3 separate regions of the Homo sapiens genome follow, and regions 1 and 2 are each linked to region 3. A link is a contact called in ENCODE Hi-C or POLR2A ChIA-PET data. All regions are on one chromosome and are shown on one strand. The core of a region is the stretch at or near the end of the contact, and the rest is flanking DNA. Distances in the headings are between cores, read along the strand shown.

Region 1 (4,716 bases), core at 669-3,168, 67 kb after region 3:
GGGTGGGGAAACACCAGGTCACCTCCCGATTCCCGAGCCACAGCCACATTCTCACCCCCATTCCAGAACTCAGTGGCTCAACCAGGCAGGGGGCACAGGAAGAGCTGGCCCACCCCTCACCGGGTGTAGGAGTCAGTGTTGGCATCAAGGCCGAGGCCGACACCTGCAGGAGTGTGCTGGGTCACAGGGAATACCTAGGTCAGCCCTGGTATCAGGGTGGTCAGAGCTACAGTCAGCCCTGGGGTTGGCACCAGGGAGACGCTAGACTCAGCCTCGGGAACAGCATGGCAGTCAGAACTGGTCTCAACACCAGGGTCAACCACGAGGGCTAGCACCAGCCTCCCTAAGGCCCTCCCTCCTCTCGCTCCTGCACTCACCAAAACACCGTGGTGGCTCCGGACAACGGTCACTCCCCGGTGCCTCCCCTTGGGGATGGGGACATGCTCTGAAAAAGTTAAGCCCAGGTGAGGAGGAGGAGGGGACTCTGGGAGGCAGAGACCCGAAGCCAAGGTCAGAGGGCACAGAGCCACCTTGGTCAGGCCCCCATGAGGAACTGTTGGCCACTCAGAGAAGCCTCTAGAAAGCTAGAGCGGGGGCCTTCAAGGTCAGGACTGGACACGTTCAGGGCCGAGTGCCCATCCCCGGGGCTCATTTGCTGACCCTTTCAACACGTGCCCATTGACGTCTGCTCTGTGCCCAGCCTTGTGAGCGTGGTGATGGGCGTCCAGCAACAGCGGATGCCTGCTGCTTTTCCTCAGTGGGTTTGGTCGGGCAGGTGGGTGGAGAAGCACTGCCTGGTGGGTATGTAAGTGCCAAGGAATGTGCAAGATACCGTGGGACTGGCTGTGTGGACCAAGGAACCCCCCAGCCTCACAGACCCATCCTGGGGAATCTTACTGCCCCCAGCCTCAGGGGCAGAAATGGTAGCTCCTTCCTCGTCCTCCCCACTGTCAGCCTCAGGATACTGTCTTATTTTTCAGTCATGGAATCACTCAGTCAACCCTGCTGGACTGAGATTGAGTCTGTTCAACTCAGTGCCTCTCAGACAAGGATTTTTTTTTTTTTTTTTTTTTTTTTTGAGACAGAGTCTTGCTCTGTCGCCCAGGCTGGAGTGCAGTGGCGCAATCTCGGCTCACTGCAAGCTCCGCCTCCCAGGTTCACGCCATTCTCCTGCCTCAGCCTCCTGAGTAGCTGGGACTACGTGTGCCCGTCACCACACCTGGCTAATTTCTTTTTGTATTTTTAGTAGAGACGGGATTTCACCGTGTTAGCTAGGATGGTCTCGATCTCCTGACCCATGATCGGCCCACCTCAGCCTCCCAAAGTGTTGGGATTACAGGCATGAGCCACCGTGCCTGGCAGGATTTTTTTTTTTTAAACAGTCTTGCTCTGTTGCCCAGGCTGGAGTCCAGTGGTGCAATGTCAGCTCACTGTAACCTCCACCTCCTGGGTTCAAGCGATTCTTCTGCCTCAGCCTCCCAAATAGCTGGGATTGTAGGCATGCACCACCACGCCTGGCTGATTTTTGTATTTTTGGTAGAGATGGGGTTTCATCATATTGGCCAGGCTGGTCTCGAACTCTGGACCTCAAATGATCTACCCGCCTTGGCCTCCCAGTGTGCTAAGATTACAGGCGTGAGCCACGGCGCCCAGCCTCAGACAAGACAAGGATTCTATTTATTTATATATATATAGCCAAGAGGTTGTCAGTAAATCTGTGACCTGAGTTTGACTGGGTAGGATGGATAGAGTTTAATGAGTGAATCAGGTTCATTCATTCATTCATTCATTCATTCATTCAAATGGCATTTATTGAGTACCTAATATATGTCAGGCCCCATGCTAGTTACTAGGGTGGCCACAGTTAGACTGAATATGTAGGGGGTGAATTGCACTGAGGTGTGATGACTTGCATCAGGAAGGGCTAGAGTTTCGAATCAGCCACCAACACTAAAAGTGTGAACTTTGTCATACTGGCAACCAAAAGACCTACATTCTCTGAACTGTAGCTTCCTCTCTTATAAATGGCGCGGTTTTGAGGATGAAAACAGAATGACTCAGAGGACTGCCGGGCACAGGGTGGGCACGCAATACGCTGTAGGTATCATTTCTGTTGCTAGGACTGTGTCAGGAAAGGTGGCTGGGGATTAGGATTGGGTTGGGGTGGGACTGGGCATTGGGATGGAATCTTGCTGTGGGTTATGCTGGAGTCTAGGGGTGAACGGGCTGGATGAGGCAGGGCTGGGGTTGGAATGGTTTGAGTTTAGATGAGGGGGATTTTGCTAGAAAGGGGGTCCTGGGGAGCATTCCCTGGAGTTGGGGCTGACTTACCTACAGGATGGCAAAGGATTTCATCCTGGACAAGGGAACATCGATGGAGGGGCCCTGGTGTCCTCTTGGTTCTGGGGCTGGTGACCAGGAGCCTGAGTGGGAGGGGAGGTTGCAAAGCTGAGCTGGCTGATGTTCCTCGTCTTCTCCCTGCCTGCCCAGCACCCTTCCCATTCCAGTTGCCTGCACTCACAAGCTCCCTGTCTGGCCGGCAGATTCCTAGCCCAGACTCTGGATTATGGGGAAGACATTTGCCCAACCTCTGCTTCTACACAGCACCAGGCAGGAAATGGTTAAATGCAACCCCTCTCTGCCTGCTGCCCACCCTGACAAAGAAGGGGTGATACTGATGGTTAATAAAAACTCTGCTCTCTTATGGGGACAGGGATGGGGAGGCCAGAAAACCACCAGCGTTGGGGTTGGTTCTGTTGGGGGCAGTGCTGGCTTCCTCGTGGGCCACCCAGGGGGCCTGCCCTGCCTGGCCTTAGTTCCTGAGAAGAGTACGCTGGTGCCCCTATCCTGTGGGTCAGTCAGAACTGGAGGTTTGGAGGCCGGGCGCGGCGGCTCACGCCTGTAATCCCAGCACTTTGGGAGGCTGAGGCAGGTGGATCATCTGGGGTCAGGACTTTGAGACCAGCCTGATCAATATGGTGAAACCCCGTGTCTACTAAAAATACAAAAATTAGCCGGGCATGGTGGCGTGTGCCTGTAGTCCCAGCTACTCAGGAGGCTGAGGCAGGAGAATTGCTTGAACCTGGGAGGCAGAGGTTGCAGTGAGCGGAGATCACGCCACTGCACTCCAGCCTGGGGGACAGAGTGTGACTTCGTCTCATAAATAAATAAATAAATAAAAGAACTGGAGGTTTGGGGGTGGCTGCCTCAGCCTGATTAAGGCAGCCTCAAGAGCTGCGCCTCCTGACTGCAAACTTCTTGCCCCCACCCAGGCCCAGTCCAGGGAGACGGCAGATTCCAGGGACAGCCTCAACATTCTCACCATCCACGTTACCCAGGAGAACTGGGCTGTCCTGAGACAGACAGTGAGCTCCGGGGGTTGTCATAGGGGATGGTGGGGAGGGGACGAGGGGCTTGGTGGTTAACAGTGAACCAAGTCCAAGGTCTTTCTGCAGAGGGCAGTAGAAGTCATGGAGGACTTTATAAAGGGGAAGCACATGATTAGCTGTGCTTTCAAAAGCTCATGATGAGGCCGGGCGCGGTGGCTCACGCCTGTAATCCCAGCACTTTGGGAGGCCGAGGCAGGCAGATCACGAGGTCAGGAGATCGAGACCATCCTGGCTAACATGGTGAAACCCCGTCTCTACTAAAAATACAAAAAATTAGCCGGGCGTGGTGGCGGGTGCCTGTAGTCCCAGCTACTCGGGAGCCTGAGGCAGGAGAATGGTGTGAACCCAGGAGGCAGAGGTTGCAGTGAGCCGAGATCACGCCACTGAACTCCAGCCTGGGTGACAGAGCGAGACTCTGTCTCAAAAAAAAAAAAAAAAAAAAAAGGTCATGATGTGGCTACAGTGGGTTGGGACAGACTAAAGAGCACAGGAAGGTGGGGCAGAAATGAGATACCGTCTCCACTTCCTCAACTCCTATCACTCTACATTTTAATACATTATGAAATATATTCACGTATCGGCATGGCTTACAGAATAATAAGAAAGTCTGCACCTGTGCGTCCATCCGCCCACCCACAACTGAACCCACCCCAAGCTGACTTCCCACCCTCTGAGTCAGTTCCTGTGAAGGTCACCAGGGGCCCCCACAATGCCACATCCAACGGACCGCTCTCTGTCCTCATCTTCCTCAACCTCTCAGAAGCCCCAAACATGAGTAACCATCTCCTTCGAACACTTTTTTCTAGATTTCTGCCTACTCTCTCCTCATTCCTCAAGGCTTCGCTGGTGCCTTCGCGGTCTGACCTCTATCTGCCACCAGGATCTGGGGGCTGGGTCACTGTCTTCCTTGCCGGCACACTCTCCCTAGTGATCCCTTCCAAGCCCATGGCTTCAATACACCTATAACGGCTGAAATTCCCACCTCTCCATCTGCTATCGTAGGCAGAATAATGGCCCCCCAAAGAAGGCCACGTCCTAATCCCCAGAACCTGTGAATATGTTGCCTTTTATGGCAAAAGGGACTTCGTAGATGTGAGTTAATAAATTAAGGATCATGAGATGGGGGGGTTATCCTGGATTATCTAGGTGGGCTCAGTGAAATCACAAGGGTCCTTCTATGAGGGAGGCCCCGAAAACGGTGGCATGGGCGAGCCGCAGGGACTCAGGGGGACGTTGAGGCAGGCAGAGGGGAGAAGTGGCGAGACTGCAGGGAATGCTGGGAGCCTCCCAAGGAGGCCTCTCCCATCCCAGAAGCCCCCAGGGCTGT
Region 2 (4,198 bases), core at 1,397-3,896, 87 kb before region 3:
CAGAGTGAATGCATAGTCTGGAAAGAGGACAGAGAGTTCCGGGGCCACACCAGGCACAAGGCTGGGCTGCCTGAGCTTGCTGGATGTCCATCCCGTTCCTAACCTTACATTTGCAGACCCCATCCACTGCATGCTGGGCAGGCGAGACAGGCTGCCACTCTGAGATTAGACGGCCTGGCTCCTCCCAAAAGACAAAGGACGCTGGTAAACTCAGCCTACTCTTCTCTCTCATGCAGCCTTCCTCAGGGCTGCAATGACAGCATCTTAAACTCATTTGGCTGAAAGAAAAATTACAGTAGCAGGCCAGGCATGGTGGCTAACGCCTGTAATCCCAGCACTTTGGGAGGCTGAGGCAGGTGGATCACCTGAGGTCAGGAGTTCAAGACCAGGCCAACATGGTGAAACCCCATCTCTACTAAAAATACAAAAATTAGCCAGGTGTGGTAGCACATGCCTGTAATCTCAGCTACTCGGGAGGCTGAGGTACAAGAATTGCTTGAACCCGGGAGGTGGAGGTTGCAGTGGGCTGAGATCGCACCACTGCACTCCAGCCTGGGCGACAGAGGGAGACTCTGCCTAAAAGAAAAAAAAAATACAGTAGCCCCCTGTCATCCACAGGAGATATGTCCCAAGACCCTGCATAGATGCCTGAAACCAAGGCTAGTATTGGATCCTGCATATGCCATGTTTTTTCTACACATACATATCTGTAATATAATTTAATTTACAAATTAGGCACAGTAAGAGATTAACAACAACAATAAAGTAGAACAATTTTTTTTTTTTTTTTGAGGCAGAGTCTCGCTCTGTCACCCAGGCTAGAGTGCAGTGGTGCGATCTCAGCTCACTGCAACCTCTGCTTCCAGAGCTCAAGCGATTCTCCTGCCTCAGCCTCCTAAGTAGCTGGGATTACAGGCGCGTGCCATCATGCCCAGCTAACTTTTGTATTTCTAGTAGAGACGAGTTTTCACCACGTTGGCCAGGTTGGTTTCAAACTCCTGATGTCAGGTGATCCACCCGCCTCGGCCTCCCAAAGTGCTGGGATTACAGGTGTGAGCCCCCACACCCAGCCAAAGTAGAACGGTTTTAACAATACACTCTAATAAAAGTTATCACACACTGTGACCATACTTTTGCAGTTTGAGGTGTGACAGCAAAACTGGCATGAGGCTGGGGTCAGTGGCTCCCGCCTGCAATCCTAGTACTTTGGGAGGCCAAGGTAAGTGGATCACCTGAGGTCAGGAGTTCGAGACCAGCCTGGCCAACATGATGAAACTCCATCTCTACTAAAACTAAATTAGCCAGGCGTGGTGGCAGGAGCCTGTAATCTCAGCTACTCAGAAGGGTGAGGCAAGAGAATCGCTTGAACCCGGGAGGCAGAGGTTGCAGTGAGCCAAGATTGCACCACTGTACTCCAGCCTGGGTGACACAGTGAGACTATGTCTCAAAAAAAAAAAAAAAAAGGCAAAAAAAACTAGCACGAATTTCTTTTTCTTTAGAATTTCACAGATAGAAGATTCAGCATATGACTGTTTTCTTCCCATCTTTTCACTTAAAGGAAGCACCTTACGGTTTCTCTTTGGCATATCCGAACAGCCAGCATCACTACCAGCATCACTACTCTGGTGCTTTGGGGCCCTAATGAAGTAAAAAAAGACTGACCTGAACAGAAGCACTGTGATACCAGGACGGGCGATCTGACGACTAAGTGACTGACCGGCGGGGAGCATCTACGGCCTGGACGTGGGGAACACAGGGACGGTTTGCATCCCAGATGGCACGGCAGAGACTCTCCATCACACTGCTCAGAACAATGCACAAGGGAAAACTTGGGAACTGTTTGAAGAATTTTCCATTTAATATTGTCAGACCGTGGTTGACCGCAGATAACTGAACCCATGGAAAGTGACACCGTGGATAAGGGGGGACTACTGTGGACAGCTTTCCTGGGTGATTGGGAGACGTTTTTCTGGTAGAACACCAGGGCAAGGCTTTTCTGAGGATGATCTACGAATTCTCCCCAGAGCACTTCAACCTCCCAAACCAAGCTCTGCGGCTGTGCCATTGCACAGTCTTCCCACAGCAGAGAGGTGTGTTTTATTTAAGGCACAAGACTCTGGAAGAATGGGCTTTGTATTTATTTATGAGACAGAGTCTTGCTCTGTCACCCAGGCTGGAGTGCAATGGCGCGATCTCAGCTCACTGCAACCTCTGCCTCCCGAGTTCAAGTGATTTTCCTGCCTCAGCCTCCTGAGTAGCTGGGATTACAGGCATGCGCCACCACGCCCGGCTTGTATTTTTAGTAGAGACGGGGTATCCCCATGTTGGTCAGGCTGGTCTTGAACTCCTGACCTCAGGTGATTCACCCACTTGGGCTTCCCAAAGTGCTGGGATTACAGGCGGGAGCCAACATGCCCGGCCAAGAATGGGCTTTAGTATCTGACATTTGGCCAGAGTGATCAGGCATTTGCTCTCATCTTAGAGCTTCCAGATAATCACATAATTTGTAAAATGACATTTATAAAGAGACAATATGTTTCATACCTGTCATGGATACTGAGAGAGAGAGAGAGAGAGAGAGAGAGAATACGACTGCTTCCCAAACTCGTGGTTGCCAGCGTGACTCTGGGCCAGGCCTGCCTGAGCCTGGGCTCCTTTGGGAGTCTAGAAGTAGATGCGGCAATGGTGGCCCCCTCCTGGAAGCCACCCCACAGCCATCCCTACCAATCACAAGAAGGCTTACAACGCTCTGGGATCCCTACAGGGATGCCAACTCAAATGGATGTTTCTGCTGAGCCAGGAGCACACACTGGGCCAGCAAAGCCCACGCCAAGCGAAAGGAGAGCCTGGGCCTATGGGATACAGAGTTCTCTTTGAATAAACTACCTGCCCCATCTGGCAGGAGTCTGCCTGGCTGCATCCCTTCCCATGAGGGCTTCTGGAATGTGCAGGGGCAAAAACACTGCTGCACAGACATGCTCCTGGCAAGGGGTCCTGCTGGTGCCTTGTCAGGTTCTGGAGTGGTGTGAGCTGCACAGCATCGGTCCCCCTTGCTGCTCATGCCATCCGCCTCTCCTTCTCGCAACCTGCCTTCCAGGCAGTTGTGCTGTGAAGACCTGGGCGGCCTGGGTGCAGCAAGCTCTCCTGAGGCTGAGTACATGCAGCAAGAAGGCCGGCACACAGCCCCGCATCGTCTTCTGAGCCTGCCTGCTGCATCGCGCTTGGGTCAATCCCTGGCCCAGCTAAGCATCTGCAGCCAGGGGAGGATGAGACTAGGAAAGGGGCCTCCGGTCACATGGTTCAGTCCAGGAGACAAGAACTTTTCCAGAAGTCCATACGACCCGAGTGTGGGCTTCAGGTCTCCAAAAACGATAATCACAAGCTGGGCATGGGGCAGTTCTCTTTTCCCACTTGGGACCAAAGCCACCAGACTTTCTGGTGTCTGAAGTACACATTGATCTGCTCTCTGTCTACAGGTGAACCACAGATGAGCCTGCTGACCAGCAGGCTGGGCTACTGTGCTCTCATGCTCTCTCTCTCCCACATGGACATTTGTAAATAGCTCCCAGGTGGGTCAATTTCGGAAGGCACTCATTTGGGATCTGGCTGACGGCTCCTGGCTGCATTATTAGAGTATGTTCTGAAGGTAAGTTCTTGGCCGAGATGGGACCTCACAACAAGCACTGCTTGAAAGCTGTCCACTGAACGGTCCAGGGAAAGGATGACCCACAGATGGTGTCAGGAATGTTAATCAGGTAAAATTCACAGCAGTCGTTTGGCGAAAGAGTTTGCTGTCTAAGATTCCTTCTGGTTGAGGTGTCTCCGGAGCATGACCAGAGCTGCCCCGACAGCTGCATCCACATCCTGCCCAAAGGACATGGGCAAAGGGAAAGCCCTCTGCACCTCCTGCTTCAGCACGTCATTCCTGGACAGCGCACTCCCACTGCCCATCACCCTCTCCACGCCCCACTCCTGGAGCTGCTGAATCGGAAGCATGGAGTGCAGGTTCTGAACAATGCCTCGGCACAGAGCCCGGGTCACGTGCCCCAGGGAGAGGTCGGAGGAGGAGATTCTGGTCACTGAGGCCAGCTGGTCCGGCAGGTGCCTCTCCCCCAGCACTGTCGGGGTGATGGTCAGGTGGGTATCTCTCTGCTGCACAGCTGCCTGAATCATGCGTGAATACACAGTGGATTCTTCA
Region 3 (4,749 bases), core at 1,144-3,643:
AAAATTGAAAAATTGAAAACATGTTCACAAAAAACTTGTACATGAATGTTCTCAGAAGCATTCTTCTTCTTTTTTTTTTTTTGAGACAGTCTTGCTCTGCTGCCCAGGCTGCTGGAGTGCACTGGTGCGAGTAGCTGAGATTACATGCGCTCGCCACCACACCCAGCCAATTTTTGAATTTTTAGTAGAGACGGGGTTTTACCACGTTGGTCAGGCTAGCCTTGAACTCCTGACCTCAAGTGATCCAGCCACCGCGGTCTCCTCTCCCAAAGTGCTGGGGTTACAGGCATGAGCCACTACACTCAGCGGTGTGAAAACCACCCAAATGTCCATCAGCTGATGAATGCATGACCACAATGTGGCAGCCCCACACGGCAGGATAGTATCAGCCACAGAGAGGAATGGAGGGCTGATAGATGCCACAACATGGGTGAACCTTGAAAACATGACACCAAGTGAAAGAAGCCAGAAAAAAAAAAAAAAAGGCCGCATACTATACAATTTCATTTATACGAAATACCCAGAATAGGCAAATCCATAGAGACAGATTCTCCTGCCTCAGCCTCCCGATTAGCTGGGATTACAGGCGCCACTATCATGCCCAGCTAATTGTTGTGTATTTTTAGTAGAAACAGGGTTTCTCCATGTTGGCCAGGCTGGTCTCGAACTCCTGACCTCAGGTGATCCACCCACCTCGGCTTCCCAAAGGGCTGGGATTATAGGCATGAGCCACAGCGCCCGGCCGCCAATTTCCTAATTTTCATACTTGTACTTAGTTAAATATGTCCTGCTTTCCCTGCCATGTGAGGACACAGCGAGAGGGTGGCCATCTGCAAGCCAAGGAGAGAGCCCCCCCTGAGACCCCGAACCATGCTACCACCCTCGTCTCAGATTTCCACATCCAGGACTGCGAGAATTAAATTTCTATTGTTCAAGCAAAAGCAACTCCATTTATTCATTCATGCGTTCATTTCACATCTATTCCCTAAGCAGTTAAGTGCTGCTGGGGCCCCACCCTCAGGGCATTCCCGGACTGACAGCGACATCAGGCAAATGATCCCCCAAATAAGCCCAATAATTACACTGTGGGAAGGCCAGGGAGGAAGGGAGAGGGAGTTACTGGAAAGCCCAGATCTGGGGGCTGAGTGGATGCTAAGGGAGTGGAGGAGGACGGGCAGGCCTGGCTGAGCAACAGCACAGCGCCTACGAGGCCGCTCAGGTGGGAGGCGGCCAGGGGCCTGGGGATGCAGCTCAGAGAACGCGGACTGCTGGACCTCCGAGGGAGAGCCAGGCGTCAGGGCTGCCCTCCCAGGAGGAAGCAGGAGGAACTCCACCGCATTTACTGAACGAGTGGAATGAGGCGCATCCCCATTGTCCAGCGCTGCTTCTCCCCTCCACCTGCTCACCCCCGACCCACCCCGGGGTCAGGGCTCTGAAGGCGCCTGGCAGAGCAGCCTCCACAAGTTGCCTCTTTGGCTTTGTGGCGCCAGCTCCTGCCAGGTGGCATGAGGATGGGGGAAGGGGATGGCCGAGCTGGGTGCAGAGATAGAGGCCTCTGGGCAGGACCCCCAGCTGGACACCAGAGAGGCTGGCCGCGGGTGGGGCAAGTTGACCGGAAGGGAGCTCAGGAACATGCCGGGCTGATGAGTTTCTCCAGCTCTGAGTAGGCAGTGACACCCTGTGATTATAAATAACCTGCCGGCGCCTGGGTCAGCTGCCAGGCCAAGGCCCAGGGAGGCTCCTGGGGCGACAGCTGCCACCCAGCCCCCTGGCATCCCTGCCCCCTTCCCATGGCCCTAACACGTGGGGACCCGACTCTGGGAGAAGCAGCTGCAGGGAAAGCCTGATAAATCGAGGAAACCAGAAGGCCCCTGCCCACCTCTCATCACCTCTAGCGCCAGTGGGGGAGTGGAGAGCCCCCTCTCTACACCCTACTCCTACACCCAAGGACCCAAAGAGGACCCCCACAGCAAGCAGGCTCACAGACCCCCAGCTACCGGGAAAACCGCGTGCACGCCTGCGAATTCCAGGACCCTGGAGAAGGACGCGGCGGCTGGCACCCGCCCTGCCCCTCCCCCGCCTTCCCAAAAGTCCGCGGAGAACTTACACGACCAGGTACGCCAGGATGGAGGCCTGCAGCAGCCGGTACAGCAGGCCCACCTTCTTGTTCTTGGCGATGACATACTTCTCGGTCTTGTAGTCGAACAGCGACAGGCAGAGCCCCTTGCAGCCCGCCTGCCCCATGGCGCGCTCTCAGCCGGGCTTGCGGACCGCCCGGCCCACGTGCGCTCATGGGGAGCACTCGGTCCCTCGGTCCCTGCGCGCCCGGCGCCCGCCTCGGCCCGTCTGCGCCCGCTCAGCTGCAGCCCGGGGTGTCCGGCAGGGCTGCGGGGCGCGGGGGCGGGTCGGGGCGGCCTTTTATTGACGCGGTTGAGAAAGCCTCGGCTGGGAGCTGGGCGGCGGCGAGCACCGGAACCTCAGACCGCGACCTTGCCGCTACCTCTTCTTCCTCCTCCTCCTCCTCCTCCCCTGACACAGTGACACCCCTGCAACCTACTCCCCAGCCACCGGTCTGGGAGCGCAGCCCCCCGGATGCGCAGGACCGCCCTGTGCTGTTGCCCAGCTGAAAGCAGCGATCGCGGAGGAGAGGAAGTGAAAGGGGGAAGGGCTCCTTTTTATTTTATTTTAAATTTATTTATTCATTTATTTTTGAGACGGAGCCTCGCTCTGTCGCCGAGGCTGGAGTGCAGTGGTGCGATCTCAGCTCACTGCTACCTCCGCCTCCCGGGTTCAAGCGATTCTCCTGCCTCAGCCTCCCAAGTAGCTGGGACTACAGGCGTGATAATTTTTGTATTTTTAGTAGAGACGGGGTTTCACCATGTTGGCCAGGCTGGTCTTGAACTCCTGACCTCAGGTGATCCGCCCACCTCGGCCTCCCAAAGTGCTGGGATTACAGGCGTGAGCCACCGCGCACGGCCGGGAAGAGCTCCGTTTAAAGCAAAACTCCCCTTTCTCTCGCAAAGAAATCCCAAAGGGTTCTTCCTATTGAATAGATGGGGAACTGAGGCCAGGGGAGGAAGGAAGGGGACACAACAGGTTTCTCCATTCACCTCGCGCCAGGTCTCCTGCCAGGGAGATACATTCTTGCTCCGTGGGCAGGGGGTGGTTGTGGGGGGGAAGCCGTGGCTCCCCCACAGGCTGGAAGAGACAAGACTTGTCCCACCTGAGGCTGCCTGTGTCTGCTGCGACTAATGCGCGTTTCTACTGCAGCAGCTGCTGCAGGTTTAAAAGCCCACACTCCGGCGGAGTCGGTGGTCAGGCAGGTCCCGAGTGCCGGCAGCATGAAGACCTCCCTCCCACACTCAGGGCGGATGGTGCGGGGGTGGGGGGCAGACGGGGTGGGGGCGGGGAGACACAGGCAACCCACCCTAGGATCCTAAAAATATGCCTGGAGAGTGCGCATGTACCAACTGTTTGGAATGGTTCCCAACGCACAAGAAATAGAACTGATCCATGCAGCTATGACTGCAACCCTCTCAGTATGTGGAATTCAACAGGAGTGGGAGTGGGATGAGGGAGGGCCTCCGGGGGGGCAGGTTTAGAACTCCTGACAGCCAAAGACGCAGGGCCCTGGGTGAGCGCGGTGTGGTGAGGAGCTGCGCACGCTTATTTTCTGCATCCTGCAGTCTGACCACAAGCAGTCCTGCTCCTCTCCCTACCCCTGGCTTTCACACACAAAGAGGCTCCCTTCCCTAAGCCACAGACTCGGGGAACTGGAAGGTACCCTGAAATTCATCAGTGTGATTCTAAAGTAAAAGCCCCAAGGAAGGTGTCCAGTTTCAAAGTGCATGGGAATCATGTGGAAGAAAAAAAGGCAAATTCCTAGGCCCTGCCCCTCAAATTTTCATTCACGAAATCTAAGATGGGGCTGGGAACCTGTATTTTGCTCTCAAACTGTCATTTGGGAAAGCGTGGATCTTTGCATCTTTTCATCCATTTCAACTCAACTGCCATTTCTTCAAAAAGGCCTGTTATTATTGCCCACCCAAAGTAGCCCCCAGTCCCAGCCCAGCCACTTTCTATCCCATTATCTCATCTTATTCCCTTAGAGCACCTGTCACTATCCAGTAGGATCTCGTTGACTTAGTGACTGTGTCCCATGCTAAGACCAGAAGCTCCCGGAGAGCAGGGACCATGCCTTTGGACATCTCTGTATGTCCCTGTGCCTGCCACATAATAGTTCTAGACATATTATTGAATGAGTGGACAAACCTGGCCCTGATTTTTTTTTTTTTCAACAGGGAGGGCATTTCGATTCCACCCTGCCCCAGTCATGACTGCGAATTTTAGGGGCTGAAGTCATCTTGGCTCTCCTGCCAGCCTCCTCCTCAGCCCCCTGCTAACACAGCACTCCAATGCTCACTAAAGCAGCCGCCACCGAGTGACATCACCCCTAAGAAGATGCCCGTCACCCTGACAGTGCTGCTCCAGGGTAAGGTATAGAGGGGAGGTGGACTTTCAGAGTCTCACAGGAGTCGCCTGAATTGCATCTGCCCTGGAGAAGAGCTTGCCCATCAACCCCAGCACAGGACAACATGAGTGTCACAGAGATGGTGCCACATTGAGTCTCTCCACTCCCCAAGGGAGTTCCAGGTTTTGTTCCAGGGCCTGTTTGTTCTTTGAAGGGGTCTTTAGAGACCAGGACCTTCATTTTTCTGGGGTGATTAGGGAAGGGGTGAGTAAGTGAGG

The links. Hi-C counts contacts between places; a loop is a spot of excess contacts on that map. ChIA-PET counts read pairs that join two places held with the same protein, here RNA polymerase II (POLR2A). Pooled maps may share reads with other maps.
Region 1: a loop to region 3 is called in a map of natural killer cell, with 3 times the contacts of the local background. The contact joins the enhancer-like site here to the promoter of P2RX5 in region 3. A Hi-C loop is called at or near these places in 2 of 168 maps with a recorded cell type or tissue (endothelial cell of hepatic sinusoid and natural killer cell) and 9 of 50 pooled maps. POLR2A ChIA-PET finds 5 or more read pairs at or near these places in 5 of 52 experiments (activated B cell, activated CD4-positive, alpha-beta T cell, activated CD4-positive, alpha-beta memory T cell and 1 more).
Region 2: a loop to region 3 is called in a map of K562, with 3 times the contacts of the local background. The contact joins the promoter of TRPV1 here to the promoter of P2RX5 in region 3. A Hi-C loop is called at or near these places in 1 of 168 maps with a recorded cell type or tissue (K562) and 2 of 50 pooled maps. POLR2A ChIA-PET finds 5 or more read pairs at or near these places in 3 of 52 experiments (CD4-positive, alpha-beta T cell, CD8-positive, alpha-beta memory T cell and HEK293).

The regions. Positions count from the first base shown.
Region 1 is chr17:3,761,538-3,766,253 of GRCh38, forward strand. It overlaps ITGAE (integrin subunit alpha E), which reads right to left. Exons shown (of 31, transcript NM_002208.5): 3 at 2,332-2,423; 4 at 378-445. Among named protein-coding and RNA genes, the nearest start is that of ITGAE, 37 kb to the right of the region's middle. RefSeq lists an enhancer at 2,142-2,241. Within about 2 kb of position 1,919, at least 4 of the 41 ENCODE cell types and tissues checked have a DNase peak (open chromatin) inside an H3K27ac peak, as active enhancers do; they include natural killer cell, where a contact is called at or near this core.
Region 2 is chr17:3,606,765-3,610,962 of GRCh38, forward strand. It overlaps TRPV1 (transient receptor potential cation channel subfamily V member 1), which reads right to left and starts at 2,647. Exons shown (of 17, transcript NM_080704.4): 1 at 2,545-2,647; 2 at 1,663-1,801. SHPK (sedoheptulokinase) reads right to left here. Exons shown (of 7, transcript NM_013276.4): 7 at 1,476-4,198. The coding sequence ends at 3,796. RefSeq lists an enhancer at 2,537-3,038.
Region 3 is chr17:3,693,762-3,698,510 of GRCh38, forward strand. It overlaps P2RX5 (purinergic receptor P2X 5), which reads right to left and starts at 2,394. Exons shown (of 12, transcript NM_002561.4): 1 at 2,108-2,394. The coding sequence starts at 2,244. P2RX5-TAX1BP3 (P2RX5-TAX1BP3 readthrough (NMD candidate)) reads right to left here and starts at 2,643. Exons shown (of 15, transcript NR_037928.1): 1 at 2,108-2,643. RefSeq lists enhancers at 1-44, 445-494, 1,465-1,981, 2,094-2,143 and a silencer at 2,264-2,623.